Regions from separate parts of the Mus musculus genome. Here regions 2 and 3 are each linked to region 1. Evidence: chromatin loops called from intact Hi-C (ENCODE). Cell type or tissue: left cerebral cortex. All regions are shown on one strand. Each heading gives the region's core, and the rest is flanking DNA. Links, peaks and the distances in the headings are about the cores only.

Region 1 (10,920 bases), core at 988-8,987:
ACAGAGCTAAGAGTCTTTCTGAGAAGGTAAAATGGGAGAGCACCCAACTGTATTTCTCAGGCTTGCAAGGAGCAAGGGCTCTATTAATTCACCAGAACGCAGAGCTGTTGACTGAGAAACATGGCGCCCACAGCGAGTGGGGGAGGGGAGCATCTTTAGAGATGCACCCGAGGAACCTTGAACTTAGAGCAGGGACAGGTCAACCGATTTGTTTGGTGCTCCTGGTAAAGCAGAGGCTCAGTGAAGTTCTAAGGTCTGTCACTTTCCCCAGACTCCCCCACCTTCCAAATGCCTCCTCTCAAAGCCTTTTGCTAGGTGCTCGGTGACCCCTGTAGAAAGGGGTGTCCAGGGTGAAACCTGCTCTAACCGAAACACTTCTCTCACCTTCATCGTTCCCCACCTGCTCCTGCCCACGACCTAGCCCTGGCTGGTCGCCCAGCTTTTGCGAGTGCCCCTGTGTTAGCACTCTCACTGGCTGGGCAGCCAGTGACCTAGCTCAACCTCCGTTTTCCTGCGGTTGAACTAGCTGGCAAGAGCTGCCACAGGGAGCGCAATGAGGACTCTGTGAGGGGACCAGGGAGAGCAAGTTTTGGAAAGCTAGTTGCTGGGCAGATGGTAAGGGATTACTTCCAAGAGCCAGGGCTAGTTTCATTTCAGTCTTTGACATCCTGGGGAGGTCTCAATGCCTTCATTAATGAACAAGTCTTCTTAGTTAGAAGCCTAGAGCCCTGACTCAAGAAAAACCAGCACCAGGCGCACAGGCAGGCGTACTGCCCCAACCAGAGGAGATACACTGGGTTTAGCTCCTGCTCTAGGAGCATGCGTCATGTGTTCAGCCTCATCTGTGAATGCAAGGCAATACAGGAGCCCTTTTATGAAGTTACTGCGACTGCGCACAGAAATAGGTACTACAGGGCAAATAAATATTCATGCCAGTGATGTCCGTGGCATCACTTTGTTTCCTAATTGGGAAAGCTGGGAAGTGTATCGCTCACCCATTTTCCAGAGGGCTCAATGAAGGCTGAGGACTTCTGGTTGGAGGCACTGGGAGACGTAGTAGGCAAAACCTGTTATGGGTTGTCTATCGAAGATACTGGCTGCCTCTCCACGCAAGGGCCCTCAAGAGTTTGCAGGAGGGCAGGATAGACGGATAAAAGGAATGGACATGATTTCCTCCCCTTCCCCCATTCCCATTGGGAAGCTCTACTTCGGGCCTGGGAGGTGCTACAGATCACAGTGCCACGTTAGATTCAGGAGAGGGATTGTCAGAGGTAAGGCTCTCAGAAAGATGGGGAACTTGTAGATGTGTTTACTGGTTAACTCAGGTTTTACAGTCAAAACTGAGGCCTTGTAACCAGTTGCCTCTGTTCACAAGTCCGCGAGCCCTGGCTGGAAGGAAGTGTCTAGCCTTCCCATCCCTGGCCCCCTACAAACCCGGAGCAAGCAGCTGAGTCTAGAGCAGCCGCCCCAGAGCCCTCAGGCACAGAGCACTGCTAATTTTCCTAGGGATAGTTAGCAAGCCACGCCCTAAGCTCCTATGCTATTTGGGCGACAGACAGGGCTAAGCTCTCCTTAGCCCTCAACCTCCATTTCCCCCTTCCTCCTCCCCAGTGCTGGTACCTACTACTAACCTAGCAGCTGCTTCCTCCTATCGCACACACTCTCCGCAGCCAGAATTACTTATGTTTGCCCTAAGCTATGATCTTCAGCTATCTGAAATCTCCAGCCCAGTCTCTGAATCCAGAAACATTTGTGGATCCCCAAATTCCTCCTTCTAAAGGATAATGGAGACAGTAGTTAAGTGCTCTCTATTTGGCAAGCTGAATACGTGTATGTTTGAGCTCTGAGTCTTCAATTAGCTAGCTAGGTGTCTGAGAGAACCTCTTAACCTCTCTGAACTTCCAATACAGCAAGAGCAGGCTTGTGCTGGGGTCCCAGCTCTGACACATGCTGGGGTTAGGCAGCTTCTCTGTGCTGCTGTTTCCTGTGAAGGAAGAGTACATCTAATGGGAAAAAAAATCCATGTGTCAGCATAAGAATTAAGTGTGGTAGAACATTTGGCCTAGACTTAGGAAAAGGCCAGAAGTTAGCCGTCCAAAGCATCTAAATGCTTCTGTCTGACATGCTCAGTGAGTATAAGTTTTGAGTCTTACCTCAACTACTAAATGTTTTCTCCTCTCTAGAAGGAAACAAGATGTAAAGGTTCCTACTGGAATGTGGGGCAGCAGTGTGCTTCAGAGATGTAGAGGAAGTTTTTGGTAGAAAACTGTGACCTTTTTGGAAGCTGCCCCGGCCTTCCAACAAGTTTCTAGGGTCAGGATAAAATATGGAATGCAGGATAAAGGGACTTTGGAACAAGAAGGAGGGCTGGAAGTTTCTTAAAGTGGAAAAATGGAATTTCCATGGTCGGGAAAACAAGGACTATACCTGAAGTAGAAAGAGAGCCAGCATTGAGATTGGTTAGCTTGTCTTAATGCGGTGTGTGTGTGTGTGTGTGTGTGTGTGTGTGTGTGTGTATGACAGTGCTTTAAAACAGCATCTACAGGCAAGGGGTGGGGGTGGGTACACACTTCAGCAGCAGAGGCAAAATACACCTGACTTAAGAAAAGCAAAACTCAGGAAAGATAAAGAGAAGATGAACAGTAAAGGGTATGTGTTAAGGTGAGTTTGTCCTCCAGCAGAGGCTTGCACTGTGTGTATCCCTCAACAACTGAATTTAAATCTCCTTCCAAACAGTGTTGCATTCCCAGATATCCCTTAAACTCCCTTCCAGCTCAAACCCCTTCAAAGTGATAAGCACACCTGGCTCTCCATATTTGTCATTTTCCTCTCTCCTTCAAGATTAGTGTCTGTCCTCTGGCTTTGGCTTCCCCTTTTGTTCCTCACCGATAATAGGATAACCAGCAAGGAAGCCTCGCTCAGCTCAGCAAGACAGACAGGAAAACAGGGCCTCCAACAGCCTTTAAGAGCGCGTCCTTCTGCTTGTCACCCCGGGGTGAGCCCGTGCTGAAGCAGCATCCGCAACCTGGGGTCTTTCATAAACTTCTGGCTCTCGGTGCAGGCTCCACGCAGATCCTGACTAAAAAATGCTGTTAGCAGAAAGGCGAATCAAATCAAATCAGACCAATTCCTTACTGTTTGACCCCAGGGGCAGAGGAGACACTGGTGAGAAGGGAGCCACAACTTGGAAAAAGATTTATTTTTCCTGGCCGTAAATCTCACCCTCTTGTTCCTCTGCCCAACCAAGCATGGTAAAGTCCTTTTCCATAAAGTATTCAGCATTAGAGCCACAAAGCTCCCCCAATCAGCAGCCATCTGCTTCTACCATAACTGCTGCTACCGAACCAGGGAAAGCAGCCGCAGAGAAAGGGCACCGCTGCTAGGCTCCTGGACAAATGAGCCTGAATAGCTCTGGTTTTCCTTGTGTATCTGTATCTATAGAGACAGGAGAAGAAAGGCCGCATTATATTGATACAACAATTGTAAAACAAAACACGGAAGAGCCATCTAAAGGGCAATATCGCATGCATCAGGGGTCCCCAGATAAAAGGGGAGCTAACAGATTTATAGAAACCTTTAATTGGTTTTCAATTGAAAGCTAAAGAGGCTGGAGCGAAGCCGTGAAGAGCCGCAAAGTGCTCTCTCGTTTAGCCCGTCTGGAGGCGTGAACGATTTCGTGGAAGGAGAAAGGGGGCTTGCCTCTTGGGCCTGGGAGCCACGGGCTGATTTTAGATTTTCGCACTCTCTCGATTAGTAGTAAGGGGAGAGAGAAGGAAAGGGCAAAAATCAAAGATAACTTTCTAGCTCCTCGCTGAAGAAATATTTTCAACAGGGGCGTCTCTAAACCTCAAATTCACAAAGAATGGTGAAGCCCGCCCTCACTAGCCGCTCTCCAAGTGCAGACTCAAACTAGGGAAGGGGTCTTTTCAGTACTCAGTCAGGGAGTGGTGCTAGCTCACGTGTTTGAGGCCGGCTAGTGTATTTCGCCCCAGGAAGCCGCTACTCTCCCTCCACCCCCTTTTGCAGTGCCCACCCACAGCAGCCCTGGACGTCGGTCCGTCTGTTCTTAAAGCTAATTTATTGGTCCAACCCTCCATTATCATTTTCAGCTTCCTAATTAATCAAAGATAAAAGGCAATGGCGCAAATTACGATTATGAGGGAACTGGAAGACGGTTTTGAATAAAATAGGAGAACTGGAATATGATTAATTGAACGACATGATAGTGAAATCTCAAGTGCGAGCAACAAGCCCCAAAGGGGCAAACCCTGATTCTTGTAAGGGGACAACGCCTACGTGAGGTCACGTGGGTTGAAGCACAGAAGGAAAAGAACTGGGTTCCAACTCCAGCTCCCAACCTAGCCCAGCGTTCTGTTCCTCCAACTGCTCCCCACCCCCACCGCAGTGCCGCCGTTCCTGTCCAATCTCTGGGCTCCTGGCTAGGGTTACTCCGCAGTAATTAACCTGCACCCCAGTTTCCCGCTTATCTCCCCTCACTTCTTTTCTCCACTCTCACATCCCTTTACTTTTGTCAAGGTTTCGTGAATTCTCGGGAAAGCACGTCCAGTCGGTCAAGAGACCGCTCCTGTAAAGAATAAACTGAGCCCCTGTCCGCCTCTGCTTTTTCAGAGGGAGGGATTAAGGGGCAGACACCGGGCGGGCTCGCAGTTTGCACTTGCTGGTCGCTGTGATTAATGTTTCCGAGGGGATTTACTCTGAGAGCTTATGGAACCTGCTCCGGCCGGAGGGCACTGTGGGCACGCGCTGGGACACTTGGGGATTAAAGGGGACGTCAGATGGGCTCGCAGGGGCCAGGCCATCGTGGCCTATAGCGTCTTTTCTCCATCCCCAACCTCAGCTTCTATAGAAACAGAGAGGACTGGTCTCGGAGGTTGACTTTCCATCTTAGGAATGTCTTCTTTAAGGGAGGAGTGTGCGGAGTGTCCCGAGTGCTTTGGGAGGAAGGAGCTCAGGAGCAAGCGACTGAACTTCCCGTCACTTATTCTGGCTAGCAATGGGAACCCAGAGCTTCACATTCTGAGGCTGCGCTGCTCCTCACCATAACACTCACTCCCTGATCAAATACACCCCCTCCTCTCCCCCCCCCCCCCCCCCCCGTCACGGTCAGAGGAAAACCCCAACTTCCCGGGGTTGTTATACTCCGGGCTGATGGCTAGACTCACCACCCAGGGAGGCATCGTACAGAGCAACAAGTCAGGGCAGGAAACCCATCGCCCTCTATAGCATCTCCCAGGGGCAGACAAACTCCTCCTGAGTCTTTGTACGGACTGTAAGAATAGGAGAAATTACCGAAATGCAAGGGCGGAGGAAAGAGTAGAAAAGAGAACTAGGCAAGGCAGGGGAAGGAGGGTAGAGAGAGAGAGAGAGAGGAGGTAGGAGAGGGGAGGGGAGAAGGGGGGAAGAAGATCAGAGGAGAGGAGAAGAGAGGAGAGGAAGGGAAAGGGGAAGGAAGGGGAGGGGAAGGGAAAAGAGGGGAGGAGAGAGGGGAGGAAGGGAAAGGGGAGATAAGGGGAGAGGAAAGGAGAGAAGAGAGGAGAGGAGGGGAGAGGAGAGGAGGGGAGAGGAGAGGAGGGGAGGAAATGGAAAGCAAGTGAGAGCAGAAGAAAAACGGAGAAGTGGGCTGTTAAGCTTGTGGTGGTCACTACCACTCTCGGACGGAAGGGGGCGTCCTTCCGGTCGAAGCAGCTTTCCTCTGAGCTGGGGTGCGGCGCCCAGACACAGCCTGCCTCCAGAGCAGGTTCTAGCTGCTGGGCGCCCTCTCCTGGCGGCTGCGCAGCCACTGTTGGTTGTCCCACGGGTGGTCCAGCCCCAGCCCCGCCCTCGACGCGCTGGAGGAGGGGTGGGGAAAAGGAAGGTCAAGGGAGAGTGCGGGTGGTCGCCTGCGGGCAAGCTCGGGCTCCGGTCCCTGTGAGCATCCCCTGCTTCCTACCTGCGGAATGTGGGGGCGCTCAATCCGGGCGAGCCGACCTCTGAAGTCCCTCGCTCTGAAACCGCGGTCCGGCCGGTATCCCAGCCTAGGCTTTCCGATCCGTACTGGGCTCTTCTGCAGCAGCTGGGAGGGAGGGAGCGGCTGCCGGCTGCTGCGGGGCGGCGTCTGGGGGACCGCAAACAGAGCGCAAGGAACCGCCATCTGGAGCCTGGCGGCGGGCGGGGCGCGGGTGACAGGGACTGGCCCTGCCTGGGGAACCTACCTAGGCTGAGGGCAGTGGCCCGCGCGTGGGAGCAGCGCCTAGTGGCAGCGAAGCCTTTTGGTCTCAGAGTAGCGGTTATGGGAGGAGGAGTGTGAGGAAGGTAGGAGTCTATCTAGGGAGGATCTGAGGTCTGCTCTCCCCAGGAAGCCTAGATTGGGGTACCCTCTGTGGGTAGATGTGGCAGAAGCGTAGGGGACAATCTAGCATATCCTGAGCGCCTCAGTTCACCCTCTGGAGTGGAAACCCTCAACCCACCAGGTCTCTAGTTCCCTGCGCTTCACCCTACTTCAGGAAACATTCTTACCCCCAAACTTTATCCATAACTTGACACACACTTTGGACAAGGTATCTCCCTTGAGGAAAACACTCTTTAGTTTCTTGCTGATGGAGACAGCGAGAAGAATCAGGGGGCCACCGAAGCGTGCGAAGCTCATTCGTGTTCATTTAACATGGGGTGAGGTGGGGTGAGACGTGTGGAGTCTCCCCTCCCCTTATTTAATTTCAGATATCTCAGGTGCTTGCGATTTGTTCTATACACGTCTAAGCGGTTTCTCTAGTGATGGCAGCCGAGAGGCCGAGAGCAAACTCAGGGAAGTAGAAGAGAGGCTATTTTTGTGTGTGCGGGAGGTCAGGGGAGTTATTTATTGAGCTCAAGTTTCTTCAATTTCGAGCTGACATCCTCAGCTTTATAGTCTTAAGGGCAACATAATGGGAGCTAATTGGGCTTATGGACAGTATAGACGGTAGCCTGAATAAAAAAAAACGAAATAAAGGGAAGACAGACCCACTCATACTGCAAGGCATTAACGGATACCCCCACCCCCAGCTGTCCCGTGTCCGGCAGAATGGCATTATGTAAAAGACCTGGCATGTCACCCAGTGGCACATCTGGTAGGTGTAGATGGCATTCATTAGCACGGGGCTCCCACTCTGCGGCATGCCAAAGCTCTGACAGAGATGCCCGCTGCCAATCATTCATTCGCTGCCAATCCCAAAGCGCGGCCGGGTGGGATGGCTCCCTTCCACACTGCCATCAGGGCTGGAGGAAACAATGTGTTGAGACACGAAAAGATGAAAGCGGAGCTGAGGATGCTAGGCACCCAGCAGATGTATCCCGTGAGGAGATAACCAGGGAAAGGGCCGTTTAGCCCGAAAGCATATGCAGGATCGCAGGAGGGAGGCTGGGGCAGGGGTATGCCTGCTGTTGAACCCTGGAGAAACTGAGGGACCCTTGAGAAAACCTGGCGGTCGAGGTTGCTTCTCTGAAAACACAAGGAGACCCATATTCCAACCTTCACTGCAAGACTTCCTTCTCTGTAGTTTGTCTTGTACCTTTGTCTATCTAGAAGCCCGACTAGGTCTGAAAAGATCAACTTCTCTGCCTTGGAGGTGGCCTTTGAGTATCTTGACAGAGAGCCTTCCTGCTTTGAAATTTGCTTCATTGTCAGCCTAGCGCTTTGTATGTGGAAGGGGGTTGTGTGTCTGTGGGGGGAGGATGCAGGGTTAACTTTACTGTAGTGAATCAAAGGCCTTGCTCCAGTTCCTAGACTTTAGCCAAAGATAGAGCTGAACAAAAGAAGGAAACTATTTAAAAGGAAGAGGAAAACTAAACACAACCCAGGCAAAGATCGTCTTGGTGGATGGGCTGAAGACTAGGGTCTTTCTTTTGATGTGCACATTTTATAAACATTATTTTATTCGTCTGGTATTTAATACAGTTAATAACCAAAACAGGAATTTGTTAAGAGAGCATGGCACTCCACATAAAGTTCAGCCGAACAGCATTCTTATTTTATTTTTATTTGTAATACGTTGGCTCTTGTTCACAATATAACGCGTGTACATGTGCATTATTATCTACAAAACTATGCTTTAAAAATATATGCTATAAGCATTTGGGACATACTAATGCTTCAAATTTACTAGGAATTTTTAAGAAACTGAAATTTAATTGGGCAGTGTACTGACTGGTTTTGTGTGTCAACTTGATATAAGCTGGAGTTATCACAAGGAAAGGAGTCTCTCTTGAGGAAATGCCTCCATGGGATCCAGCCTTAAGGTATTTGCTCAATTAGTGATCCAGGGTGGGAGGGCCCATTGTGGGTGATGCCATCCCTAGGCTGGTAGTCTTGGGTTCTATAAGAAAGCAAGCTGAGCAAGCTGGGGGAGGCAAGCCAGTAAGCAGTACCCCTCCATGGCCTCTGCATCAGCTCCTGCTTTCTGACCTGCATGGGTTCCAGTCCTGACTTCCTATGGTGATGAACAGCAGTGTGGAAGTGTAAGCTGAATAAACCCTTTCCTCCCCAACTGCTTCTTGGTCATGATGTTTGTGCAGGAATAGAAACCCTAAGATAGGCAGCTTATTTACTTCTTTGATGTATAGAAACATTATTTAACAACTGTGTATGTGTTGGCTCATGATCACCATAATACTGCTATAACTCCAGGTGTCAAATTATTATTTTAATGTTAAAGAAAGGGATGAGCAAAGAGATGTGGCTGTTTCTTTTCATCTGTGAAAGAAGTACTTTAAGGTTTCATGACTTGGCTCTGAGTCACGTGGCCATAGATACCACCAAAGAGGTCTGGGGAAACTAGTCTTCAAAGTGAAAGAAAAAAAGGATGATAAAGGTTTTGACAGCAGGTGATGGGTTACAAAGAGAACTCTTAAAAATAGAAGGATTAAAAAAGAGTTCGTGTTAGCACCAAGCAAAGCAACGTTATCCAGATTTATAGGTGAAAATCCTAAATAAAAAGATTTAAAATTTAGATTATTAGATTTATTTTATTTTGCATGTGACTATTTGCCTGCACATGCGTATGTGCACCACAGGCATACTTGGTGCCCTCTGAGGTCAGAAGAGGGTGTCAGTAACCCAATCACAAAAGAACTCACACAATATGTACTCACTGATAAGTGGATATTAGCCCAAAACTTAAAATACCCAAGATATAAGATACAATTTGCTAAACACATGAAACTCAAGAAACGAAGACCAAAGTGTGGACACTTTGCCCCTTCTTAGAATTGGGAACAAAACACCCATCGAAGGAGTTACAGAGACAAAGTTTGGAGCTGAGATGAAAGGATGGACCATCTAGAGACTGCCATATCCGGGGATCCATCTCATAATCAGCTTCCAAACGCTGACGCCATTGCATACACTAACAAGATTTTGCTGAAAGGATCATGATATAGCTGTCTCTTGTGAGACTATGCCGGGGCCTAGCAAACACAGAAGTGGATGCTCACAGTCAGCTATTGGATGGATCACAGGGCCCCCAATGGAGAAGCTAGAGAAAGTAACCAAGGAGCTAAAGGGATCTGCAACCCTCTAGGTGAAACAACAATATGAACTAACCAGTACCCCGGAGCTCATGTCTCTAGCTGCATATGTATCAGAAAATGGCCTAGTCGGCCATCAGTGGAAAGAGAGGCCCATTGGTCGTGCAAACTTTATATGCCTCAGTACGGGGAACTTGGCCTGGGCCAAGAAGTGGAAGTGGGTGGGTGGGGGAGTGGGTGGGGAGCGTGTGGGGGACTTTTGGGATAGCATTGGAAATGTAATTGAAGAAAATACCTAATAAAAAAAAGAAGAGGGTGTCAGATCCCCTAGAACTGGAATTGCAGGCTGAACCACCACCAATGTTGTGGGAATTGACCCTTGGTTCCCTGCAAGAGCAACTAGTGCTGTTAGCTTCAGAGCCATCTCTCCCATCCAAATAAAAGGTTTTGTTTTGTTTTTTGTTTTTGTTTTTTTGTTTTGTTATTTTAAACAATTCTTTTGTTTTTAGTATAGTCCTTGAAGGAATAGTATATCACACAGCAAACTCTAAAGCAGTATGGCCTGTGTAGGAGGATCCTGTCTCAAAACAACAACCAAACAAATGACTAGCCAAAAAATAAAGAAAGAAACAAATAAATAAATAAAAAGACACACACACACACACACACACACACACACACACACAAACACAAATCCCAAAACCAACCTAACAAAAAACCAATTGCCCCCCCCTACAAAAATAAACACTAGCCTTTATAATACCAGCCTGTAATCTCTAAACTTCTTAGCACTTGGTAGAGGCAGAAGAATCATGAGTTCAAGGCCAGCCAAGGTTGTATAGTGAGAAATTATCTATCTATCTATCTATCTATCTATCTATCTATCTATCTATCTATCTATCTATCTATCTATCCTTCCTATGTATGTATAATGTATGTATGTATGTATGTATGTATGTATGTATGTATGTATCATCTACTCCACCTGCACATATTCTTAACTTGTATTTAGAATTTTCTTTGTGAATTTCATCAGAGTCAGGGCTAACAAAGTGTTAGAAGTGCAAGAAAACAAACAGGGCATGATATCTAAGGTTGGAATATAATTTGTCCCTTCTGAAGCTCAAGTAGATTTCTACTGTAATGATATTGAGTGACAGGGACTTTAAAGAGGTAACTAGATCTTGGAGCTCCATAGTCATGAACGGGTTAATCATGTTTTAGTGACCTGAGCTTAAATTTAGGAGATTAGGCTGTTTCAAAGCAAGCCAAGTCCCTCTTGTCTCTCCCATTCATCACACCTGGGTCACCCCCCCCCCCCGTTCTGGGGGTCAGTTTTGGTTTCTTTTCCTGTTGTTATCATAAAATATCCTGACAAGCGGTGGTGGTGCATGCCCTTAATCCCAGCACTCGGGAGGCAGA
Region 2 (10,920 bases), core at 1,353-9,352, 140 kb after region 1:
TGTAAATCAAAATCATAAATATCATAAATAGAGTATCATAAATAAAAAGTTAAACATAGATGGTGGCCAACAATACACATGCAAAAGAGCAGCCTGTAAGCATCACAGGAACTTCCTATCATAAAGCATTGACTTGTTACAGTGACTTGTGAAGGAGGAGGGGCTGCCTCCTCTCAGTCACTGTGTGCATCAGTGACGTTGAAAGCTCTAAAAGCTACGTTGTTGACAAAGCAAAAGGGGAAGTCACAGGTGGAAGTGGTGGAGAAGAGAGGGGAGGGAGAAATGGGGAAGAGAACAGAATCAGTAAGGAGAAATTTGCACACAAACTTCAGCCCCTGTAGGATTTTGGCAAGATCTGATGAGCTCACCGCCGGATGAAGTCTTATTGTGATTCAGTTTGTTCTTTGAGTCATACGTAACCATAAAATTGTACATATTAATGTACACATTGCACAATGCTTACAAGTTACCTGGCTTTATCTCCTCCACTACTTAGCCTTTTCAAGGTGAAACCCGTGATAACTGGGCTCAGGGAGAGTGGGACTAGATATTTCCAGGTGTGATTTTTCATTGCTACCGAAGTGATCACTGGCTCCTAGCTTTGTCTTGGCTGGGAGAGATGCAAATTAAAAGCCCAGTGGGGTGTGGGATAACCTTCCTTTAAGTTGTTGATCACAGGTGTCCCAAAATCAATACAGGCTATTACCATTACTCTTGGTTGCCTACCGGAACTTGATGTCAAGACCCTTTAGCTGTAGACACCATGCATTTTGGACACAGGACTTTGAGGAACCCATCTGGAACTGACCTGTAGTCTCCCGAAATCTAGCTCTTATAGTCTTAGAATTGATTATGTGAGCTGCCAAGAGAGAAAAGCCATCAATAGTCCTGCCTACCAGTGAAGCCTGCAAGCCACAGGAATGGCTAACATGGAGAGATATGCTCATTTCTACAATATAGGGTGATAACTGTTTTCTGATTGGGATTAAGGCTCACTCCACAGAAAGAAACGTATCTTTCTCCAAGATACTCCAAGAGCCTGTGGCTGTGGTGCTCATGGGCCACAGGAATGAACCTATTACTTTGATGTCAAATAAATGGACATCAAAGCAAACGACCCTCTGAATTCATGTCTCTCTACTTGTAGATCAGCCAGCGCAACTCTGAGACCTCATCAGACAAGTTTCTCAGTGCAGGGGATGGTGGTTAATGCACAAACCCACAAATGGTCAAATCGAAGAGAATAAATGCTCGTGGATTGCCCAGCCACAAATGGGACATACAAATCACAAGCCCTCCTTAACGTTCCAGGACAATCCACAAAGGGTGGGAGTAAGGTGAGTGAAAAGATTCACAGAACTCTAGGTCAGGGGCACTACAGCTCAGCGCTGGCCTCTGGGCATGACGGGATTGCTGCATGCATGAACACACAGCCGCTGAGGTTGTCGCACAATATCCTCAGAAGATCAAGCCAGTCAACCTGCTAGCATGGAGTGGGAAACTTTTTTTTTTTTTTTTTTTTTTTAATGAAATCCCACCGGTCACCCTGGAGCTATGCACAGTAGAAGGCTTCCGAGTGGGGCTATGGTTTTCTTTAAGGGTGTGGTTCTTTGAAGGCTAAACCTACTCCATTGAATGGTCCCCACGTGGACCAGGAGTATATAGACTGCTCAAATTGGAGTCTATGGGTTCTTGACAAAAGGGACACGAAGTTGAGGTGTGTGTAGGGAGGTGAGGGTTGATTTCAGAGGAGTTAGGGGTAGGGAGGTGTTGGGTGTGTGTGTGTGAAAAATATATATGATCAGTACACGTCGCATGAAACTCTCAGAATTAATGAAAAATGGAAAAATTATCAAATAGAAAAAAAAAGAGAAAGAAAAGAGGAAGTCCCCTTTCTTAAACCTTAAATCCTGCGTCACTAGGTCGGTGTGTGATGGATGAAAGGTGCGGAGGGATGAGGCATAAGGCCGTCACTATCCAGGAGACAGCTGGTCCTGAGTCTCTAAACCACGCGGAGGGCCGTTCCAGCACAGCTGGGGAAAACAGGCCGGGCCAGGCTTGCGGGAGAGTTGGATATGTTTAGTATCTAGAGGACGTTTGTTTTTCAGAACTCCTCTCTCCCTTCCGAAATCTGGCAGGCGTTAGTCATCCGCTGCTCAGCACGAACCCTCAAGTGTGCTTGTGTGGCTCGTCGGGCTTCCTCCCGGCGCCCCGCCCTCGGGCTCGCACGAGCAGACCGGTCAGCGCCCACTCCCACCCCCCAGGCCTGAGGTGCCCGGCGGCCTGCCGCTCCCCCGGGTGCTTAGCATCCCGGGCTGCAGAGGCTCGCCCCGCGCGGCGCGGCGCCAGGTTGGGGCAGGGAAGAAAGTTATAAAGTGCCGCGAGGAGTTGGGCGGTCCGAGGAAGAGAGGCGGAAGAGGAGGACTCGGCTGAGTTCCCGCGGCGATCGTGGGGTCCGCGGGTGCCTGTCCCGCAGCTCACCACCGCAGCTAGACGCCAGCCTTTCTGCTCCCGGGTGGGCGCCGGAGACTCAGCGGGAGGCGAGGAACTTGTCCCGAGAGCTGTCGCTGCGGGCCTCATTGTCTGCAGCAACTCTCCGGAATCCGGAGTGGGAGAACTGGACTCTGTCCACTGGGATTTGCCCAGAGTTCCGGCGGCAGCTGTGGCGGCTGCGGAGACTCTCTTTGTCCTCCCAGGACCTCGCTCTCTCTCCTCAGTGGCAGCTGTTGGGTGGCTCTGAGCTTGGAGAGGGCATCCCAGCCCCGCTCAGCCTCTGACCCCCGGGCGAGTCCCCGGTGACTCCGCCTCTTTCACGTCTCTGCTCTGTGAAGCCCGGAGCCCAGAACCCCGAGCCCAAGGGACTGTGAGCCAGAGAGAGCTGCCGGGCCCCGGCCACAGGATGGTGGCCGGTCGGTCCCGGGCGCGCAGCCCTGGGAGCTGGCTGTTCCCTGGCCTGTGGTTGTTGGCTGTGGGCGGTCCGGGGTCGTTGCTGCAAGCCCAGGAGCAGCCCTCTTGCAAAAAAGCCTTCGATTTGTACTTCGTACTGGACAAGTGAGTGAAGGAGGACTGTGGGGTCAGGGTCTCCTGGGGGGAGGGCAGCTCTGAATCAGCTAGGACTGAAGTTGAGATGTGTTTGGATTCTGGGGGAGGCGACGAGGGAACTCTCCCTAGTGTGCATGTGGCTGACTCCTTTCAAAGGCAAGCTCATTAGCTGTACAGGAATAGGGGCTGCGAGACTCCAGGGCTACTTGGTTCTCCAAAGGAGAGGCGTGCAGTGCTTTTTTTGTCCTGGAATCTTTTGGGAAACGGTAGTGTGGCCACCTGCAGCTCGTTTCCTCCCAGGAACTTTTGTGCCTCTTTATCATACTCCCCCTAGACCCCCACGGACATTCTAAAGTTTGCCTAATTTTATCCTGATCACACTGGGAGCCAGGGGGGGGGGGGGAAAGCCTTAATATACCCAATGTGGCTTGCATTTCCTGAGAAATGAGGGCTTGTGTTTTTATTTTGAAAAGCCAGGTCTCTCTCTAAACAGTACAAAGCAAGTGTCCCCCCCCCCCCCCCCAAGAAGTGTGGTCTTCCTGGTTTCCTTGATTCAGCCCAAACACTAAAGTTTCAGCTCTGAACATGGACATGAACAAGCACACTTAACTTTGAAGAGGGGAGTCAGTCCCCGCCCCCTATCCCTGACCCCCGACCTCCACCCCCCATCATGCGCCTTTTAAAACTGAAGAAATGTTTGCCATTAAGGCCCACTTTTTGTCTTTCTGATCAATTTATCTTCCTTTTTCAGGTCTGGCAGTGTAGCAAATAACTGGATTGAAATTTATAATTTTGTCCACCAGCTGACAGAGAGATTTGTGAGGTATGTCTCCCCATCGTACCTTTCTTGGCATTGGAAAGGAAATCGAACAAACAGCCGGGTTTCCCTGTTCTAAAACCCTTCTCATGGGAAATCTTTCCCGAAATCAAAATGTTGAATTTTAAACGTCTCAAGGTGGCCCTTTCACACATGGTGTGCAGGCGAGACTTTCAGCTAACCCTTGCAAGTTCAATTTATCTGGCTCCCAGAAACTTGGCCCAGGGTGTGAGGGAACATCTTCAAATACAATTCTTAATGTCTTTTCCTTTTCGACCACTCATCTGTTTTGAGTTTGAGTTATGCTTTCTCATAATTTATCACATTTAAAAAATACATTTTATCCTAATAGTGTCTGTACTATATTTTCAACTCCACACACTTGGCTCTGTAAACTTCCACATTTTAAAAGTGTCGGAAAACTTTAAATGAACATGTGTTAATAACCCACTAGCTGAAAAAGCACTTGTGTGTGTGTGCATTTAAAGAAATGAGTTGTGTTTACACAATGTGTGGGTGTGTGGCTGGTTTAAAATGTAACCGTTCTATATATGCAGGAGGCTTCACTAGCAAACACTGTTTCCCTCGGCTATAAAAAGCATGGCTGCTGGTAAATCCAGCTTACTCTCTTATTTAGAAGTAACCAGGAATTAGTGGCAATCCCTATTTAAAAATAACCCTTGGATGCAATGTTTTCTGTGGTTACCCTCTTCTGTTTTTTTTTTTTTCTTTTCTTTTCTTTCTTTCTTTTTTTTTTTTTTTTTTTTGGATGCCAGGAACAAGTGCAAGTTTATCAGGGTAATGGGAGGGACACGGATAGGAGCTGTGTCATTAAATATTGCCTCCCTCAGTCTTCTGAGCCCAAATGTTTTCTGTAAAACAGGCTTGGATGATCAAAACATTTTGAAAGTCATGTTGCAAGTAACTTCAAACAATCTGTAGAGGCCTAGGCAATCCCCGCTTTGGTTATTGGCAGCCGTAAAGCTGTCCCTATAAAAATGTATGCCTGTCGGTGTTCAATCTTCAGTCTCCTGCTTCAGGAGCCAAAGATAGCACTCTGGTTCCTGGACAGGGTCTGAGGTCAAACCATCTAGGCAGGGAATATAAATAAGAGCTTAGATCTGTAACTGTCAAAGCCAAGCAGACCGTTGTTTATAAGTTTCTGATTCCATCGCTGAATGTGCTGAGAATGTCATTCAGTGTTACTCAAAAGCAACGGATTACTTCAATGTCACATTTGAAGAAAACGAGGCTCTTATTGAATCTGGTTTGCAAGTTTGGATTTCTATAGCATATACTGTTCTCTGGCTCAAGTATAGTTGCTCAGTTACTAATTATATGTTGTGGGGAAATGAATAAAAGATAGCTGCTGTCAAGCACAGTGCTTACAGGAGCTAGGGCCTTTGGACCTTCCAGCTTGTGTCTCAGTTTCACAACTGCAGTTTCAGACCTGAGCAACACTAGCATACGCTTTTCTAAAAACAACCACCTTTTGGTGACATTAGTGCCAAAATCCTGGAATATAGATTGGGAATTTGAAATGCCAAGTCAAAAGGTGATTTCTTAATGCTCAAAGTATTAAGAAATGTAATTATTAAGATATTTAAGCATTTACAGTATTTACGGTGACTTTTGTCTGGACTCTTATCATAACGTGGCTTCTACGTTAAGCTGACTTCTCTCCAGCCCTAAGTGAAGGGTGTGGCCTCCTGCAGAGAGAAGTAGGAGAAGGTCAAAGGAAGGAACATTTTTCTAGGAAAGAGTCTTGCAGCAGCCTAGAGACTGTCCAGTTATTCTTTCTAGATGTAAACGCCAGTCATTTGTGGAGGAGTGTTCTGAGAGCGGAGAAGCACAGACTGCATAAAAAGAAATGCAGTGCAGACAGGAGGGCTGTGCAGAGTTAGCTGATCTACTGAGAGAGTTCCATTTAAGGGAAGTGGGGACTGTGCAGGGAGACCAATTTTAAATGAGATTCCTGGCTCTGCTTTTGTATTGTACCAATATTTCTTTTGAAAATGTTTTAACTGCCTCTTTCCTTATTTTGCAGCCCTGAAATGAGATTGTCCTTCATTGTGTTTTCTTCCCAAGCAACCATTATTTTGCCATTAACTGGAGACAGGTTAGTGCATTATCATTTCAGCGCAGGCTTTTAGGAGAGATGAATCATAAAGGCATGATTGATATTGCCGTGTGGTGATCTGGGCCTCTCCGTGGGCTCAAGCGAACACACAGACAACTCAGTGCTCTGCAGGAACAGAAGGGAGAGGCAGCATGAGTATGCAGGAGTAGACCATCTGAAAATCAATATCATCTATATTGGTTGTGGAATATATTCTACATTTCTAGTCTTTCTCTGAAGTTCAGTGACTTGCAACAAAAGACTGCACACACGCCAACACACGCACACGCACACGCACACACACACCCTGCTACCCCTCAGTGCTTAGAAAAGGAGTGGCTTTCCTGTCCATTGTCACACCATTTCTTGTGACCCTTTCTATGGTGTCTGATCATAGTGTGGTACATTGGAAGCAACCATCCACGTATCTGACTCATGGCTGCTTTTCCTGGGGTTACTTTTGTTTTCTTGACTGTGGAGTCTACGATCAGAAATGGAGTGCTATGATTCCATTTTTACTTCATCTGACAGAAAGTGTGTAAGACCTTGGTTAGTGAATACTTGTTGACTGAAGGAATGTGGTAACCACATTTCGGGATCACCTCTTTCTGATCCACAGTTTTAAGCAAGGGCGACTGCAGTGCTTTGGTTTACAGAATGTGTGAATTTCTAAAAAATAATTGTGAAAATAGTTTTTAGGTTTCTTTTGTAAAACCCAGTTAATATGCTTTAATCCTTATTTCTTGAGCTTTCAGTTTAAAAAGATCAATAAGGCATACTATTTAAAAGCACTGAAGGAGATAACTTGTTTATAGTTAATTGACTCAATTAGGAAAATTATATATATATGTATATATATATATTACATTATACTATACTATATCACACTATTCTATACTATACTATGCTATACTATACTTTGTGTGTGTGCATATGTGTGTGTGTGTGTGAGCACACATGTAACTCTTGTGTCAAATTTTTCTTTGCCTGAAGAGGAAACCCTCTCTAGGTTGCGAGACCTGCTCAGACTTAAGTATTCCTATTTGTATTTTGCCTCTTTAATTTATTATGAACATGTGGTTTCAACACTGACAGTCCCTTATAACCCATGAACATATTTTCCTATGTGTCTCAATATAAAAATTTTTGTTTTTATGAAAAGGACATATCTTTACTGTCCAGATTAGTTTCCAAAGAGTCAGGTTTGGATCTAGCATGTCAAGGAAGAAAAACACAGTTCTAATATTCATGATATTCATATATACATAGCAAAGCACTTAGCACAATGCCAGACATGTCAAAGGCTCAGCAACTGACAGTTGCATACATTGTGCCAGGGTTTCTGCTAGGCACTTTGCATATGGGTTCTCCATCATGCTGGAGATGAAACATAGTCACGGGTCGCCCAGATTGATAATGTTTAGACATGTAGGGAGGAGATGTAAATCTTTTATGTAAGCTCAAGACATGTCCTTTGTCCATGGTTAAATCCACTGCATAAGGGACTGAAATTGGTGGCAGAAGAGGCTGTCACTCAAGAGGCAACTTAACGACACACTCAAGAGTTACCAATCTGAATCTACTTGGGTTTAAATCCCACCCCTTTAGGTTACTAGTTGAGTGACGAAGGGTAACTTGCTTAACAACAAGCTTCTTATGACTCATGTGGATCCTCATGTAGATGCTGCTGCTAATGATGACAAGAGTAAACCCCACCTTATAAGACAGTTGCAAGAACTGAAGTTGATGAATATAAGGAAAGATGTAATATGTTAGTGTTCACGAGATAAGAGCTTTGGATGTGGAGAGATGGCTCAGTCAGTAAAGTGCATCCATGCAAGCTTAAAGACCTGAGTTCAATCTCCAAGTACTATGTAAAAAAATGGATATTGCAGTGCACACTTGTAATTTCAGCAGTTGGGAGACAGAGACAGAGACTGGGGATGCTTTGGGACAGACAGCCTAGTCTAATTAGGAAGCTTCTGACCAACAAGAGACCCTGTCTCAAAAAAACCAACCAACCAAAAACAAACCAACAACAACAACAACAACAACAACAACAACAACAACAACAACAACAAAGAAAACCAAAGGCCTGACACCCATCATAGTCCCCTGACCTCCATGTGCATGCGAACACACAAAATGAGATGAATCCTACTCAGTGTCAGCCTTTCTGTCGATAGAACACAGATGTCCAATCTGCAGTGTTTTCTTAGAGTTATTGTAGAGATCCAAATAAGACAATGGGCAGTGTAATATTTTATATGTCATAGAGCAATCTCCAATAAAAAGGGCTAGTTCCTTCTAAGCTACCATGTTACTAGTTCTGCTAATTGAATTGGTATCAAATTAACTGTGATTCTCCATCTTTGGATATAGAATCAGTCCACAATTTTAAATTTAGAGAAATAGTTTTTTTGTTGAGATGGAAGATCAGTGGACAACTGTTTCCAAGACCCCTGTGACTCTTTGTATTAAAACCTAGAAACTGGGTTCCTTACTGTATATAAACTTTCCCAAAGGTTTGTGTGTATGCACACACACACACACACACACACACACACACACACACACACACACACAGATCTAAGCATATGATTTGAAAAGTAAGAGTTAAGCAAAAGAAAAGTACAGAAAGTTTCACAATTTTGGGTTTTCTTACTCACAGTACCTTGACAAATACAAGAAGTTGTTCTTTCGTGTTTCTTAGGGGTTGCTAAAGAGATGAAGCAAAATGGGAACACAATAAGTATGCACGTCAGGGCTGGGTCTTCTGTCATGATTTTGGCATGATGTCTAGTGTTAGGTAAATCCACAAAATCATAATCATGGCAGACAATTTTCAGTTATACATTTTAGATACCCAAAGCTTAAATTTTTATCAAATTAAATACTTTCATCTGAAGCATGCCTGCCTTTTTCTTGTTCCCAGGACTTTGTTCTCCATGTACTTGCTAGGTCCCTGATATACTCACTTACCTGTCTGCTTTATATATGAGATTTGGATTCCACAAAGATAGTAATCTAATGTGTGTGTGTGTGTATGAGATAGATAGATAGATAGATAGATAGATAGATAGATAGATAGATAGATAGATAGATAGTCAGGGCATGATTATACACATAAATAACCAAGATCCGTAGTTGAGCAGTGGTTCTCAACCTATGGGTTGTGATCCCTTTGGCAAAACTCTGTCTCTAAAATTATTTACATTATGATTCATAAAAGTATCAAAATTACAATCATGAAATAGCAATGAAATAATTACGTAGCTGCGGGTCACCACGACATGAGGAACGGTATTAAAAGAATTGTATTAGGAAGCGTGAAAACCCCTGTATTAGAGGGTCAGGGCAGAGGCAATATTCAGTATGTAAATATGTAACCTCTCAGAATATGGAAAAAGAATGAATTTTGATAGTGTTACTAGTTACTATTGCACATAAATGTGAATAGTGATTTCTGCCCAATTCTGCTCATAATTATTTAATTCTGTGATAATGATTTAGATAAAAACATTTGCTGAACAATCATTATGTGCCAGATAATTTGTAAAGTGCTTTCTATGCATAACCTCTGTTAACTCTATGTAATTACTTGTACTTTAAGATAGGTCATCTATCTTGTCTAAGGACTCCCAGTAGCAAGTGCCAAGCAGTGTATTAGCCAATGTTTAAGTAGACTATGTCATTCTAACACCTTGGAAGAGAAACAAATGTCTCCAAAACCCTATCCAGGTGCCCCTCACTCTTTTCCTGGGTCCTATGGCCTTCTTCCCATCCCATGAACAAGCCAAGCTTATTTCAAGTTAGGCCTTCCTTCTCTAACCCAAGTCTTCTCTGAGGTCCTGTTCTTCTTTTCCTTTCCTGAGCTAGGGATGTATCTGAGTGGTAGAGTGTTCATAAGTATGATTCTGGTTTGATCCCAGTATCAAAAAAAAATAAACAAACAAAACTCCAAACCAGCCAATGAAACAAAAGCTCATCTCACGGATAACTTCAGAGAAGTCTTGCCTTGCCTCCAAGTGTAAGGTATCCATACCCTTCCCCAGTATTTCTAAAACCACTGTTCTTATTTTTTAAATAATGAATGAATGAATGAATGAATGAATGAATGAATATGAATTTCCCTGAGCCTAGAGTATATGAAAGTATGGCATTCTTCATTTTCTTGTTCACTCATATACCCAACCCTAGAACAGAGCCTGGTATATATAGAAGCTCAACAAATCTTTGTTGAATGGTGGAATTCTTCTGATGCCAGAACCTAAGTTAATGCTCAGAGCTACTACAATAGACTCTAGTTAGGCCAACAGTATAAATCATGGCAGTGTAATGTAAACACTCTCTTGTATTTGCTACTTACCCCATTCCTATTCTTACATGGCAATTGTAAATACTCCCACTTCCTTTTTACCATCTATATATTTTTCTCAAGTTAAGAAAGACTTGTCTACCCAAACTGGACTTTAGATTTTGAGTATAATATAACTTAGGAAAAAATAGTCCTTATACAAACTTATAGAAATGATAGAAGCCATTTAATTAAGTTTATATAATATATGCATTTTATTGTTTGAATGAGTTTCTTCTAATTATTTTAAAACATAACTAAATATTTACTTGTGGGGAAGTAGTTCTTGATAAACAGTTGATAACTCATAAATTAGCACATAATTTTTAGAAGAAAAATTGTCAGTATCTATAAAAGTAGCAAGTTTCAAGTAAGAGATTCCAGTTTTTGCACTGTCTCAGCAAAGACAGATAATAGGTTCAACACTGGACACTAAAGAATTTTGTGTAATAATGAGAAACTATATTTAAATTCTATGCTCGATTGATTATATTTTGTTGTACTATATACATAGGATGAATATGCAGTCATTATAGGTGATTAAATCAAAATACTTATCTAAAGTAGGTATATGATACAGTAATT
Region 3 (10,920 bases), core at 1,317-9,316, 570 kb after region 1:
CTGGGAAGTCAGTCTTCACTAGCAGCCTTTGGATGAAGACATAGAACTCTCAGCTCTGCCTGTGCCATTCCTGCCTGGATACTGCCATGCTCCTGCCTTGATGATAATGGACTGAACCTCTGAACCTGTAAGCCAGCCCCAATTAAATGTTGTTTTCTATAAGACTTGCCTTGGTCATGGTGTCTGTTCACAGCAGTAAAACCCTAACTAAGACACTTGAGGAAAGCTCCTCTCTTCTTTTATATACATTTGTGCTTCTTTGAATGTTCCAGTCTGTGTTGAATTCTAATAATTAATAAAATGGGCTGGGGGCAAGGCCTGAAATAAAATGTCATTTCAATAATTCTTCTAAATTAGTTTAAGCCTTAAATGTCAGTTCATAAACTTATTAAACTGTTATGTGTATTTTTTCATATTGGTAGCAAGAGTTCTGACACTTGCATAGTAACTTTATGGAAGTTTAGTCAAAGAACAGTCCAAGCCCAAGAGCAGTCCAAGCCCACTAAATAAAGCTCTAAACTGCTACCTAGAAGTTCTTCAGGATGACACAGAGCAAGTTACAAACTCAGCAGTGACTGCAAGTATTTCTGGGGAATATGAAGAGTCGGTCAATCCAGCCATGGAAATTTTTACATCTTAGATTCAAGGAATATTTAGTACTAGGTTAATTGCCACTTACATTTCAAACTCTTCAGTGAATCTTAAGAAAGGAGATTTGTACAAATTGAAGATTTCACTTCCAAAGAATAATACACAGTGTCCCATTTGTTCTCTGAAAATGGAAACTCTGCTGTTGCAGCTCCTTCATGCATATGACATTGAACACTTTCATCTCAGTTGATCTATTGATGGCAAACAATGCTGCTTTACCACTGATATGTTGGTAGCTGAGCAATGGAATTATCTTCCCATTTTTACTTTGTCACTGTTTAAACAGTAGATATCAGAAGACCCCAAAATTAAGTGTAATCGAGCAAGACATTTTCCAAACCTTAGCATCTGGCAGTTTTTTGTGCCTGTTTATAGCTAAAAAAAAAAATAATAATAACAAACATGTCTTTACACATGTAATTTTATATGCCATGTCAGCAGGTAACATACTTCAAACAACCTGTGGCACACAGAGATGAAACAACTATTTTATCTTTGAAAATAGGAGAGTCAGCCAACATAGTGTTAAATACAATTATAAATAATCCTCGTTCGAATTTTAGCAATGCTTGAACACTCTGTTCCTGACTCCTCTTGCATTCTCAGCCAACTATTAGATTAATGTATGATTTGTGTAATTCCTCCAGATGAAGAAATTGAGCTGTAGACGTTTGGGACTGTGCCCGAGGTGACATAACAAGTGCGTGTTAAAAATAGGATCAAACTGGCTCTGTCTTGTCTGGTCTGCTTTCTGTTTGTGAGAGCATAGCATTTCTGTTTAGTCTTGTAAAGGGAGAGGCTGCAGAAATCCAGCGAATCCAGATTACTTTAAGTCAGACAGTGCCACACTCCAGTCTTTACAGGGTTCCCTAAATACTGACACACTTGAATTACAGATGACCAACTTCAGATAATGACCAAGTTGCTCATTACCATAGATGGAAAGAAATTATCAGCATTGGGTTTTCCATTTTCAGACCATTGGATGATTATCTATGCTGACACATAGAGTGGTCAATTTATTCCCAAGTGACATGGATTCCATGAGTGATTTAGTTTATTGACAAATCCTCACTTAAGTACTAAACCTGGAATCCTGAGACTATAGGGCACTTCTTATACTCTGTAGCCCTACCTGCATGAGTCTTAAGCAGTGACTGATTGTTCTTAAAATGTCCTTGGCACAGGACCACTTTGCATTTGTTATTAAACCATTGGCTGTTTTTTAATTTTAAGAAGTATTAGGTTTTTCAGTGAAATAATGCCCGGGAAGTGAAACCAACATAAAAAGATCTAAAATAATGTCTAAGAACATTCCAGAAGCAATCTTTGAGGATTTGCAATATAACCCTTCTAGACCAAATTGGTTGCCTGTTGAAAATGTACTCCTGTCATTCATAGACAGAGAAGGTGACTAAACGGTTAGTTACATGCTTGGCTGGGTAGTGCAGCCATGCTCTTTCCTGGGCAGGGTGTCCTTTTCCTGTGTTGTCTGTGATCTTGAACCAGAACTACATTTCCAGCCTGATGATCTCCTGAGACACTGTGACTTGTGCCCCATCAGCTTTTAGGTGGGGAGAGTCTTTCATTAAAAAAAAAAAAAAAGTATTGCAAGAACAATGGTTTATGCAGAGCAAATGTAAGCATGACAATTCAGTCCTGCGGTAGGACAAAACATGTCAGAAATGTACAAGGTGCCAGTTTGATTTTATTCAGCAGGCAACTCTATGCTCTGAAGGAAATGGTTTGCTGACCTACTGGTTACATATGAAGAGGAATAACAAGTTATAAATTAAAATAATGCTGTTCCTCTGGTTAGTGGGTAAGAACATAATAACACTGGAATAACATGGAACTTTTTGCCCAGACAGTTAAATTAACTCACTGGAAATGCAGCAGACTAGATGATTCTTTCCAAAAAGTAACATAATCATTTCTTTTTCAGGCTTGATTAAATTCCCTCTGCCTGTGCAGATTTTATTTCTGGTCCCAAATTATATGTATCCATTCCTGATCGTTGAACAAAGCATAGACCCTGAACGATTCGTCTCCAACATTCAGTAAACTCAAGCTACGGTAGCTCCAGGCACTGAGCATTCCATGTGAGGGGGCTGAGTTGAGCGCTCTGCTGTATAAGATGCTATTTGCATAGACATATGAATGTGCACACTTTGGACACATCCTCAACGGGATTTGTTTTTTATTGTGATAGGCAAACAACCCTAACTGAAGTAGGGCTTCCCTGTTAAAGTGCTCGGCCACCTTAACCCAAAGCAGGTATCAGAGAGCCTGACAAACCAAGTCACCCAAGACATATTTGCATTCTGAGCGTCAGCAAGGCTTAAATTGTATACAGAACAGGAATCTGCTGCTGACACCATGCTGAGGTGGCCAATTTTCTGGTCATAACAAGGACTAAGCCCTTCAGCCACATCAGAAGGACTGAGTGTCAGGGTTTTGCTGAGGGATCACAGGCAAGTGACAGGAATAAAAAAAGCCTACTGTGAACCTCGTGATAGTTGATGACTCTGAACTTCTTTAGTCGGAAAGCATCAGAAGCTATGTAGCAGGGCTTGTGCAAATCAGCTCTGCGCTGTGAACTGACTTGCAATGTATTTTTATTCACATACACAAGAAAAATGTGAAGTCAAACCAACAAGAAATAGATGTTCGGACCTAAAGACACTAAAGGCCAGAAGAAATGAGCTCCATTCAAACTCATTGTAGGTGAGTATTCAGAGGCAGACTGGCTGCTTCAGCTGTTCTGCCCTTACTAGGAAATAAAGCCAGTGAGTCCCTGAGGACACAGCACTCGAGAAGCACTAATTGACCTTTAGACTATGTGAGTAAGGTGGCACACAGTAGGCATGTCTTATGGTGATTGTAATGAACAGTGAACTGATCACCTTGGGTTTACCTGCTACATGTTTTCATATTTGTACTCCAAGCAAAGCTAAGGGTCCCCTTTAATTCAGGAACTTAAAAAGAAAGGGTGGACCACTGAGGAAGTAGGTGCTGGCATGGAAACAGCATAGGTGCTGGGGCCAAAAGGTGACCTGAGATAAAGCTACAGTGCTCCTGCACCCTAGCCAGCTATCTCACCATGCTTTCTACACATCAAGCTTTTTAGAAACACAGAGTTAGAGCTCAAGGCAGCATGGTAGACTCAGACACAAACTGAGGGTGAACATCTAAGAAAAACATGGTTTCAGGAACTCCTCTTTAAATCCTTATACAAATAGAATGGAATTCCATGTAAATTTCTAAGAAATATATTAATTTCTTATTAGAAACAGGAATGATTACTCCTCATGTTACATAATTTGCCATCGTGCTGGGGTGAGGAAGGGTAGTAACCCTATACTACAGTGAACCCGGCCACGCTGAAAGTGATCGAAAGCATGTCTGATTGTATTTCCCCCCTATTGGTTTAAGTCTTTTAAGCATGTCTGTAATTATTTTGTAAAGGCGCAAAGCTGAAATTTGATAAACAGAAAAGGAACTAAGCTACTAATTTACCCCTATGTAGCTCATTTGTGTATATTAAGCTAAACAGAATAACAACAACTACAACTATAAAAATAGAGCCCATCCAAACCTGTTCAAGGCAGCTCACATTGCTACCATTTTCAGTTAATGTTTTTCTATTTCAGAAATAAAAGTATACACGAAAAAATGCATCTACCAAAAAACAAGTTGGACAAACCAAGATAACCGTCGAATGTTATTTCTGTTTCACATTCATATTACAATCATGTAAACCTTTGTGATTTCTTTGAATTAAAGCAAAAATCACCTTTACAGTGAAAGGTGAGCGGAATTTACTTGCCCCTGTGCAAGTATATTACCAACACCGTCAATTCCTTGAAAAAGAACAACAAAGGAAAGAGAGAGAGAGAGAGAGAGAGAGAGAGAGAGAGAGAGAGAGAGAGAGGACGAACAATAAAAACAAAAATACTTCTCTTAGGATTTGAAAAAGACATGAGCAAAATGCCCTGCCTTAGGAAGAGATGCAAGCAGTGGACTAAAAGTAACCTTGATAAGTTCGCAACTCGTACAGTTTCTAATCAGTAGAGGGCTCCCTCGCCTCTACAAGACCTGAGGTGGAAAGCACCATCTAATGAGCAACAGTCACACATTGTGCATGCCCCTGTGTGCCCCCCCCCACACACACACGCACACTCACACACACGCACATTCGTATGCTCACATCTACGTGAATAAAGCTGTCATTTTTATTGTTTTCAAATGCCTTTAATATCTGTTTAGTTTAAATCTCAGAGAAATGAAGGCACAGGCAGCACCCACCGGCAATATGCTTGAACATTCTCTACCTAAAAATGCCGATAGGTGTTTGCAAGTTTCCTCCGTCTGGTGGTGACATTCCTCGGTTCTCATGTACACTTGGCTACTTTCCTGAATTCGAGTGCCTCTGGTTTCTCCCTTGCTTGTGTAATTGACATTAGTGTCACTACTCAAGCTTTGCAAAATAACTAAATAATAAGGGATGCTGCTGAGGCTTCCTCTTCATCATGCCCTACAAAACCGGATGTTACAAAATCCCCCATATGCATACAATGCAACGCCTGACATCACGGAGACCAGCTATATTTCCCTCCACTGAAAAATAGATGAAGACATCTTGATTTGGTTGACTTTTATTGGAGATTTTTTTCTCTCCTTTTCTTGGCTTGGTGGCTGATTCACTCACTAATCTGCAATGAAAATGCCAAAACTATACAAACCTCACCAGGGTGGAGATTTGTTGCAAAAAGAGAATTTCTGGCTGTGCCAACGCAGAGCTGGATTCATGTCCAGCTGCACCCCCAGGACAGTTTCCATGATACAGTTAAAAGCTGGCTGGGCTATCGGCAGAATCGAGTGTTTAAACATCTTGCTGATGGTTCTCATTGCCCTCTGGCTGCTTAAAAACACTGGCTTTAATGAACCTCTCCAGGGGCCCTCTGACGTCCAGCTGATCTGAAGTTATCACTCATGAGTTTGCTCAGTTGCCAGATTTCTGAATGTGTGCTGGATGCTCTTATAAGAAGGGAGAGGAGAAAAGCCTGTATCGCGATAATTGTGAAAGCTTGCCGCCCACTTCCCAATTCACATGGAATCCATTGCATGTCTCTGCTTAATGCCCTGACAATTGCCTCTGGGATACCTTTGTTTCTTTAATACATATCACGCCTTCTATTCGGCCACTCTAGCCTGGAGCATTACACTGGAATAGTGTCCAGGTGATGTGTGGAGGCTCGCTGTTTGTCTCACCCAATTTCTTTTCTGAAATTGAACCCCTGAAAATCTTATCACCTAAGTGGTTTTGGCCATTTCCAGAAGGCATGTCATATATGCTCCAAACAGCTTAGTCAGATCTCATGACTCCTGAAATATACTCAATAGAATCAGCTTTGGCTCAGTACTAGGGAGCCCAGTTGCGTGTACCTTGCTCGGCAACCTGAAGCTACTACAATTCACACAAATCTTTTCATCTCTTCCTCTCTAAGTCCTGCACTGGTCTCTCAAATGGTCTCAAAGTAGAGATGGAAATGAGCATAATTACTTATTCCTCAAATGCCTTCCAATCCTCAGCAGCTACATACTTTATCCGCATGGAGAAAGGAAGGTTCCCAGAGGTCAGGCAACCCATGGAGTCAACCATCCTGTGCAGCAATCGGACTTTCAAACCCATGCTCTCTAAATTTAAACTCTTGGGTTTGTTTTCACAGAAGCCAGCCCTTACATAGTAAAGATTCCCATAACGACTACCATACTGGGCTCTAAAACCCAAAGTACCAAATATAAAGGTTTTGCAGACTGAATTGGCAGGCACATCTACATAAAGCGCGTATCTAGTGCGCCTGCGCACTCCTCATAACCACAGCTTCCTACTGCAGATGCTCCCGACCTGACATCACTGTCCGGTAAATAAGTCGTTCCTTTCTGCAGAGCCCTTTCTGACAGTGTGCTGCTCCTTTCTTTTATTTCTACCTGTCCCCATCTTATGCTCATTCCTAATCGAGAATTGTGCCTGCACGCCTTCTCTAATCGCCTCAGGCCTTCCCCTCCTTCCTCAGATATTGCCGTAAACCTCCCCTGCTTTATGGGAACCCTTGAACTATTTAACTATTGCAAGCACACAGGTTATTTTCACATGGTCGGGCAGTTTTATATGTAGCTAGTAAGTCAGTTTGTTCGTGTATAAATTGGCCACATAATCTCACCAATCACTTGTCTCTGCGTTAATGAGCCAATGAACCCTTCCACATAGACCCCAAACCACTCAATTTTATAATCAATATATCTCCAATACTCTTTTTTCAACTGCCCAACAAACCTGTACCTTCTCTAGAGGCTGTACTTTCAGCCCAGTGATAAAGTGCTTAGCGGGCCAAGGGTCCACATTCAACCTTCAGCACCAAAGCTAAACAAAAGTTAGAGGAATCGTCCTGAAACATCAGAGTCATAATAGTGTAAAGGGCAAAAGAGTGCACAGCATTTTATTTTCTAGACTGTTCTATCTCTAGATAACATCCTAATTGTAAAATTTTAAACATTTTTTTGTCAAAACTAAGCTCCTTTCTCTCGATTATCAGTTAAAGAATATTGACATTTGAATGATTTCAAATATATTTATTTCATTAACTAACTGAACAAACATACATTCAGGAACACACATGTATGTACATATAAATAGCATAGTGACTATGTTAAATCAGGTAGAATGACAACTAGACCTTAAGCTCAGATATTTAATTTTTTGTCATTTTCCCTATATGGTCCTCATTTTGAAGCCTATGACTATCTATCATAAGGAGGAAAAAGAATTTCTGAGTCTAGGTATAGTAAATAATTTGAACTCCTCCGATATCAAGACCAGCAGGGGCTGTCCAGATCAGAGACTGTTTTGTTGATGAGGATTCTGGGGCTCAAGCCAAATTCCATCATGTCAGGGCAGATTAGTGATATCTGCCATGGATGCAGAATTGAAAGAGAAAGCTCGTGGGCCATATGCTACAAGGCTGCCCAGATGCTGAAATTCTACCACTGTGGGTTACTCTTTTGGGTCCAGGAAAGGTTCAGACCCATGAATATTGGCATTGTAATGCAACAGGGACTCCATAATATAGAAAACTGTATAAGAAACCCTCTGTCCAGGGGAACTGCTCATTCATGGACAGGATAATAGTGAATCATAGAGAGTACTGTAGAATAGAAGACGAGGTGGGGTATGGGTGTTTGTGTTTCTCATGCCCTAAACAATTCTGCTTTGGTGATTTCAAGATACGAACATGAAGTCATTAGCCTCAGCTCTGAAAAGACATGTATAGTCTAAGTCAAGAGAAGGATAGAGTTATATATGATTGTGGGACTTACAGGGATGTGGGTGTTGAGAAAATTTTAGCCTGCATGATAAAGGGCAAGGACTCGGATGCATAGAAAAAAGCAGGTTATTCATAAATAGATCAGTGTGGAGTATTATCAGCTATAAAAACCGATCTTACACCAACTTACAGGGGCTAAAGATGACCTAAGAATCACCCATCAATGAATACATTTTACCTTGCTACAGACAATGAGTGTATGTATTCCAGGGACATATGCTGTCCCAGCATGGTACTTGGGTAAAACTCATGACTTTTAGAGGAGACAGACTCTATGGCAGTGACTCTCAACCTGTGAGTCACAACTCCTTTTCAGTCAGATGACCCTTTCACAGGGGTCACGTAAAATCATGGGAAAACACAGATATTTGCATTAGGATTTGTAACAGTAGAGAAATGACAGTTATAAGTTAGCAATGGAAAAAACTGTGTGGTTGGGGGTCACCATAGCAAGAGAAACTGTATGAAAGGGTCACAGCATTAGGAAGGCCGAGAGCACTGCTCTACCTTGTCTATCCCACCACTGAGAAAATGTTCCTTAACTCTTTGTACCTCAGTTTCCTCAACTGCTTACTATTTGGGCCTCTAGTACAGATACGTTTAAGAGTGAATGAGCTGGTCACTGTAAGGTGCATAGAACAATATATGTATGTGGTGCATGGCCAGTGTTGTTTATACAATTATGTGTGTAAGTACTTACATAGACCAAACGTTCATAAAGCAATCTAAGGACAGTAATTTAGTGGCTGTGATGAGAGCATCACTGGGGTTACAGTTATAGGCATAACAATGTCATTTTCCTTTTGTATCATCCCAGTATTTTGAGATGCTAACTAATAGTGCTAATTAGATATAATTAATATAATTATCATAATATTTATTATGCTATTATTTGTTATCATAATAGCAAAATATAACATTTTTCAGAGTCCCAACTTACAGGAATTTGGATATTTGTGGCAACTTCAGGGATAGAAAGACAAAATTAACTCATCCTCGTCTTATAAGCAAACTGCGTGTTACACTGAGTTGGGGCTCCCTTCTTTCATATAGGAGAGTTACTGAAGGAAACTGGTGACAAAAGGCCCTAATGAATTTTTAATGTACACAGTATTATAAATATAATAAAGCATACTTCTTCTATTTGAAGTCTAAATCAGACACCTATTTTAAACATAATCTCATAAACATTAAATAAACGATAGGAGTGGTCCCATTCATTTCACCGCCGTGGGTCTGTTTCCCTCTGCACTGATGCTCTAACCTTCTAAGTCAGTATAAACTCCACATCTAGCCACGTTTTAAAACTAAAAGAAGTTAAGAGAGCATGGAAGAACCTTGGCTGCCAATTCTACTCAGTAGCATGTTAATCAGATTGCAGTAATAAGTAGGAAACAATGCATGCAATTAGCAGTGGTTAATTTGAAACTACTTCATGTCAGTTTCTTTCAGAGCAATACGTTAGTAGAGTAATTATTTATTACCCCGAGGACATGATCAATGATATCCCTCCATAATAATGTCGACAAAAAGAGTAGACATGCTCATTTGCATAAAAAGGAAGCCATAGAACCCAATTTTTCCTCAGCTAAATAAAAGCAGAAAATGGTTTCTAAGCTGCTTCCAACTATTTCATTAGTAATGACAGATAAGCAAATCATTTGTTACACTTCAATATTTTTATGGTGACATAACACTGGGTGGGAGGTAGAGCCAGCATTGATGATTTAAATCCCACAAAGACTATCTTTATTGAGAAAGGGGGAAAATGACCCATTTCTAAATGTCATCACAGTCATTAATGTGTGTGTGCCAGTCCTATCCACACACACAGTAATTCAGTGATCCTTTAGCTGGAGATTGGGAATAAAATTTATGGGAAGCCCTGAGTGATAACACATGGTCTACACAGCTGAGTCCTGGTTGTCCAAATGCAAAGAGAGTTGCCATGTTAACCAGGTGGCCACCATTACATGGTGCATTGAAATCACTGGGAAATTAGGAAAGACTAACTTGGCTTTCTGAAGTCGATGAACACTAGAGAAGAAATCATATCTTTTATAGTCGACTGATTTAGTTCTTTTTATTATATGCCCATCATTCTGAACTTAAAAAAGAGAACAACCCCACTTTGGGCACCATTACTAAGGTCCATGGAGAAAACATGACTCCAGAATGAGTGGTATGGAGAGGCTTTTCAGAAACTGGACCCACAATAAGCAGTTAGAATTCATTGGGTTAGAATGTATATACATATACATATGCATATGTATATGTATGTATGAATATAGGTCATGGAACCCCACAAAAACACAGGTGGGGGGCAGTAATGACGTGGGTAAGGGCATGTTTTGCACAGGTACACTTGTACTATGATGTATGAAGAAGAAGCAGGCTAAGTTCAACACCCAGAGTGGCAGAACTAATGACTGACAGAAGCAGGTTTGAGAACTCAAGTGAAGCTGAGGTCTGCAAGTGCTGTTTAGTTGGCTCCAACAGTTTATCCACATAGGCAAGGACTCCTGAGTTCTCAAACGATCAAGGTAACATTAAACTAACAGCTATGCTGTCCCTACGTTACATGCAAACTCAGCATGATGTCATAAGTGGAATAAAAAGGGCACCATCTCCAAGCATATAAAACAGAAATTAAAGTGTTCAGCAAAAGACATCTACTTTGATAGATGGCGAATGTTTATAGTTGTGTAGGTGACGGATATTTACATTACTGCTGCTTAGCACAGTTCTCCAGAAACAGGTGCCTGATGTAACCTTTTACATCAAATAAGGAAAGCCAGTGGGACCTACTGTGGTAGCTGTAAAGAGTGAAACCAAGAGCAGTCAGAAGCCACGGCTCCTGCCAAAGAGAGACAGGGAGTCT

Evidence for each region. A loop is a pair of places that touch in the nucleus more often than their neighbours do. Peaks named below come from ENCODE experiments on the same cell type or tissue, not always from the same donor. Only the 100,000 strongest peaks of a DNase experiment are listed, where the experiment ranks them.
Region 2: it touches region 1 in a loop (2.3-fold over the local background); 16 of 42 quality-filtered maps call a loop at or near these places.
Region 3: a loop joins it to region 1, with 2.5 times the contacts of the local background. A loop is called at or near these places in 2 of 42 quality-filtered maps.

Annotation. Positions count from the first base shown.
Region 1 is chr5:98,162,530-98,173,449 of GRCm38, reverse strand. It overlaps a transcript of Prdm8 not described here. Among named protein-coding and RNA genes, the nearest start is that of Prdm8, 13 kb to the left of the region's middle. In left cerebral cortex, for the core only: a CTCF peak has its summit at 5,734 (motif pointing left); DNase peaks (open chromatin) are centred at 4,394, 5,747 and 6,143; H3K4me3 peaks cover 2,312 bases; H3K27ac peaks cover 582 bases.
Region 2 is chr5:98,022,529-98,033,448 of GRCm38, reverse strand. It overlaps Antxr2 (anthrax toxin receptor 2), which reads left to right and starts at 2,432. Exons shown (of 17, transcript NM_133738.2): 1 at 2,432-3,051; 2 at 3,794-3,865; 3 at 5,907-5,978. The coding sequence starts at 2,900. It overlaps Gm34226 (a long non-coding RNA gene), which reads right to left. Exons shown (of 3, transcript XR_389370.3): 2 at 8,653-8,697; 3 at 5,969-6,104. It also overlaps Gm42759. In left cerebral cortex, for the core only: no CTCF peak of the experiment used is centred there; DNase peaks (open chromatin) are centred at 2,920, 3,173, 4,383, 5,744 and 2 more places; H3K4me3 peaks cover 1,597 bases; H3K27ac peaks cover 272 bases.
Region 3 is chr5:97,592,791-97,603,710 of GRCm38, reverse strand. No RefSeq gene overlaps it. Among named protein-coding and RNA genes, the nearest start is that of Gm34029, 38 kb to the left of the region's middle. In left cerebral cortex, for the core only: a CTCF peak has its summit at 4,721 (motif pointing right); DNase peaks (open chromatin) are centred at 2,817, 2,960 and 4,814.